Linked DNA regions of Homo sapiens: region 1 is linked to region 2. Evidence: read pairs that join two places in POLR2A ChIA-PET (ENCODE). Cell type or tissue: CD4-positive, alpha-beta T cell. All regions are shown on one strand.

Region 1 (2,500 bases), 76 kb after region 2:
TCTGAGAGATGGCTTGCTCAATTTCCTCAATTTCCCTTTTTGCTGCAGGGGTTAAATATCTGGGAGAATCCAGGGCTGGATTGCCCTTTAAGAGAGAAAACAGGTTTTGTAGTTTGTCAGTAGAAATCCTTAAAGTGGGATGGAATCAATTAATGTCTCCTAAGTTGCTAGTATTTAGCTTAACTTTTTGAGATCTTACTGACAGAGAGCTTAACAGATATCCAATATATTTCCAAGAAGACATTTGTACTTTTTAAGGCACAATGACTAAACCTTTTAGCTTTGTAGTCTTTACGACAGAGGTAAACAAATGTAAAATTATTTGCTCCGTTGGGGTTGCTAGTAGAATATTATCCATAAAATGAATAGTTTTACAGTCAGGAAATTTTTTTTTTTACTAGGGAGCAAAGCTTGATTTACATTATAGTGACACATGGTAGGACAGTTTAGCATTCCTTGAGGAAGCACTTTCCAATGAAATTGACAAATTGGTTTGTCATGATTAATAGCTGGTATTGGCCTGGCATGGTGGCTCACACCTGTAATCCCAGCACTTTGGGAGGCCAAGGTGGGTGGATCACAAGGTCAGGAGATTGAGACCATCCTGGCTAACATGGTGAAACTCCATCTCTACTAAAAATACAAAAAATTAGCCAAGCATGGTGGCAGACACCTGTAGTCCCAGCTACTCGGGAGGCTGAGGCAGGAGAATGGCATGAACCTGGGAGGTAGAGCTTGAAGTGAGCCAAGATCACACCTCTGACCTCCAGCCTGGGCAACAGAGCAAGACTCCATCTCAAAAAAAAAAGAAAAAAAAAATAGATGGTATTGTCCTGTTCTGCTAGAGGAATCGTATATAGAAACAATCTTTTAAGTCATTAACAATTGTAGGCCAATCTTGAGGAATCACTTCAGGGGAGCATAATTTGCTTTTAATTGTTCCTAAACTGACTCATGGGCCTTCTGTAATGACTCTCCTTCTAGAGGTTACTGTTTTATTTAAAATGAATTTGGAGAGAGATAACAACAGAGGCTTTTATTACAAAAAGATCTTTCAAATTCTTATATTTTATTTAAATCTTATCAAAAAATTATAATCTGGGATGTTGCTAGTAAACAAGAAGCACATGTGATTTTGCCATGGGTTGCCTGCAGAGCCAGTGAGCCAATCAGTTGGGTCCCGCGGTGGAGGCTGCTTTACATTTATAAAGGTGCATCTTTTTTACTGTGCCATTTTTCCTCTGCGCCAGCTCCCTCTCCCCACCTCCAGGTGGCTGTTGCTCACCAGGGTGCATCTCGGCTTAGATCAACTCTGTTGCAAGTGCTTTTTGCCCCTCCCTAGCAGGCTAGCACTGACAGTGGCTTGGCTCTTTGTTGCTGCAGCTGCAGTGTGGGTGGAGTTTTTCTTTCTACTTACTGTTCACTTGGCTGTGTCGCTTTGGCTTCTAATGACTTTTCTTAGCCATTTAGGTACCTGATCACTTTGCCAATATTGGATTACTGGGCAGGCTAAGAGCTTCTCTTTTAGTTCTGCCTGCTTAAGACAAGAGACTGATAGCTATAGCAGATCCAAAGTCTTTTTTCTTACCTATTGGAGTAGGAGGCTTAGGTAAGACCTCTGTTTCCCTTTGTTATTTCAACCTGGTGATACTAGGGCTGAGGGAATAGGAGGTGATAAGACAGGTGACATTTCCTCCTCCTGTCCCTTTTCAGACTTTTCTGTGTGTAACAGAGCCAAGACTGCTTTAAAGCCCATAATATTAAAGCTGTTACTGGTCTGGGTGACCGCAAGGGGACACATATTGGTGACCCATATAGGACACATCTTGGTGACCACAAAGGGAGCAACACCAAGTGGTGAATACCATCAGGCCCCTATCACTTGCTATTCTGTCCTATTTTTCCTTAGAATTCTGGGGCTAAATACTGGGCACCAGTAGGCCAGTTAAAAGCAACTAGCGCAGCCACTGGACTACAGACATGGGTGTCAAGCTTCTAGGAAAGGACCCTCTAACAACCCCTGACTCTTTGGAGTTGGGAGCATTGGCTTGTCTGGAACCAGCTTCCACTTTTCCTGTACTTCTGGGTAAGCTGAGGATCAACAGAGAGGAAAGCCATTCAGCTCTGGGATCCCAACAAAATGTTGGTTGACCCTGTAGTGATGAGTGGAGCTGTCAAAGTCACATCGCCCAAGTGAGACTTGCTCATCTGTCCTGTCTATACTGACCCTTGCCTCCTGGCTCCTAAAGCCTGTCAGACAAACTTCCTCTTGCCTCTCTTCTCTGAGGCTCATCCCACTTCTAAAAACCACTCCTGTCTCTGGTTCTTTTCTACTTTCTCGTATAAGAATGATTTCTAGTATAAACTCCAGGACTCTATTCCCTTATTTAGGCACCCCAGCTTACCAATCAGAAAGGCATAATTTTTGCCCAAAGCCCTGCCAGGAAGGGACCTATCTGGAATTTTAGTATTCCTCCTCAGACAAGCAGGCCTAACAAAA
Region 2 (2,500 bases):
AAACAAACTTTGTGAAAAACTGTAAGAAGGACAAGGTCATGATACCATGACAATGTGATCTATTTGGAAAAAAAATATAATCAGTGTAAATATATGATCACCCAACAATGGTACATTTGGATGTATGAAGTAAACATTATAGCTATTAAAGAAACTGTGATAAAGAATATTATCACAATTAAAGAAATACTGCAATATTAAAATAGCAGGGCACTTAAATCTCTCACTTTCAGCAAGTCAGATAATTCACAGACAATGAACACAACTTGATTTAATCACAAAACCTGATTTAAACTGTGCTCTAGATAAAATGGAGCCAACAGAAATAGATAAAAGCCTCTCCTCCAAATGCTGTAGAAGACACATTATTCTAACCTGCACTTTGAAAATTTTGTGGAATAGATTATATGTTAGGACAAAAAACAAGTCACAACAAACTTAACAAGATCACATTTAATATCTATTTGTACCACAATTAAATAACACTATAAAGTTAAAAATATAAAAGTAAACATTAGAAACTACAGAAATTTACAGATATGTAAAAATTAAATAGCATGCTCCTGAAAAATCAATGAACCAAAAAAAGTAAAAATAAAAATGTTTAAATGTTGAGACAAATAAAAAAGTAAACACAATATATAAAATTAAAAAGAAAAATCAAATATCGCTAAAATAGAAAAGTTGATAGCAACAAATTCCAACACTTAAAAGTAAAAAGCTCTAAAAAGTCAAATAAGACAACTCAGAGTTTTAGGAAAACAAAATGAAACTACTCACAATGTGTAGAAAATTATAAATTACAAAGGTCAGGGTAGAAACAAAAGAAATACACTGATATCTAGAATATATAATAAACTCAAGCAACAGGAAAAACAAATAAAACCATTAAAATGTTACTTTGTACAGCAAAAGAAACTATCAACAGAGTACACAGACAACCTACAGAATGGGAGAAAATTTTGCAACCTGTGCATCTGACAAAAATCTGAAAAATTTTGCAAACTATGCATCTGAAAAAGTCTAATACCCAACATCTATAAAGAACTTTAACACAATTCCAATAGAAAACCCCATTAAAAATGGGAAAAGGACATGAACAGATTTTTTTTAAAAGAAGACATACATGCTGCCAATAATCATGTATAAAAAAAGCTCAATATCAGTGATGATTAGATAAATGCAAATCAAAACCACAATAAGATACAATCTCACAGCTGTCAGAAAAGCTATTACTAAAAAGTGAAATAGTAACAGATGCTGGCAAGACTGCAGAGAAAGGGAAACATATATACACTGTTTGTGGGTGCATAAATTAGTTCAAGCATTGTGGAAAGCAGTATTGTGATTCTGCAAAAGGCTAAAAGCAGAACTACCATTTGGCTAAGCAATTTTATGACTAAGTGTGTACCAAAGGATGATACATAAATCATCCTACCACACAGAGACATACACATGAATATTCATAGCAGCAGTATTTACAATAGCAAAGACATGATATTAATATAAATGTTCATTAATGATAGAATAAAGCAATATGGCATATATATACCATGGAATACTATGCCAATATACATATAAAAAAGCAAGATTATGTTTTTTTTTTGCAGGCACATGGATGGAGATGGAGGGTATTAATCTGAGTAAGCTAATGCTGGAAGAGAAAACCAATAGTTTTCATCAAAGGTTAGGGCTAAGTAATACTTGTTAAAACAAAGAAGGAAATAACAGACAGTGGGGTCTACTTGAGGATGGTGGGAAGAAAAAGGGAGACAAGCAGAAAAGATAACTATTGGGTATTGGGCTTAATTTCCAGGTGATGAAATAATCTTTACAACTCATCCCTATGACCTGAGTTTAACTGTGTAAGAAACCTTCATGTGTTTGTGAAAACCAAAATTTAAGTTTTGAAAGGATAATAAAAGCTATTAATAATATGAATAGTCATTTATCAAAAGAAGACATCCAAAGGCCAGCATGCATATAAGCCAATGTTCAACATCACTAATGATCAAAGAAATGCAAACTAAAACCACCGTAAGATAGATATCATATTACACCACTCAAAATGGCTATTACATAAAAAGAAAAACAGATGATGAGGATGCTAAGAAAGAATGCTTAATACTGTTGGTGGGAATATAGATTAGTATAAGCTCTATGAAAAACAGAATGGTTATTTATCAAAGAACTAAAACTGTAAGTACCACTTGTTCCAGCAATCCCACTACTGGGTATCTATCAAAGATATTAAAATCATTATATAAAATACATATCATATAAGTATTGCAGCATTATTCACAGTAGTAAAACAATAGAATTACCTAAACTGATTATCACCATATAATTAGATTAAACAAATATGCTACATAAACATAATAAAATACAATTTCATTATAGAAAAGAATAAAGTCATGTCCTCTCTATTGACATGTATAAAACTGGAGGCCATGATCTAAAACAAACAAACTTGGAAACATAAAGTCAAATACTGTATATT

What was found. ChIA-PET counts read pairs that join two places held together with the same protein. Peaks named below come from ENCODE experiments on the same cell type or tissue, not always from the same donor. Only the 100,000 strongest peaks of a DNase experiment are listed, where the experiment ranks them.
Region 1: POLR2A ChIA-PET joins it to region 2 with 15 read pairs; 3 of 35 experiments call an interaction of 5 or more read pairs at or near these places.

Annotation. Positions count from the first base shown.
Region 1 is chrY:21,179,921-21,182,420 of GRCh38, reverse strand. No RefSeq gene overlaps it. Among named protein-coding and RNA genes, the nearest start is that of PRORY, 270 kb to the left of the region's middle. In CD4-positive, alpha-beta T cell, CTCF peaks have their summits at 972 and 1,185; a DNase peak (open chromatin) is centred at 1,310.
Region 2 is chrY:21,255,859-21,258,358 of GRCh38, reverse strand. The region is part of intron 2 of LOC107987347 (a long non-coding RNA gene); the gene reads left to right. Among named protein-coding and RNA genes, the nearest start is that of PRORY, 190 kb to the left of the region's middle. In CD4-positive, alpha-beta T cell, no CTCF peak of the experiment used is centred here; no DNase peak of the experiment used is centred here; H3K4me3 peaks cover 1,622 bases; H3K27ac peaks cover 741 bases.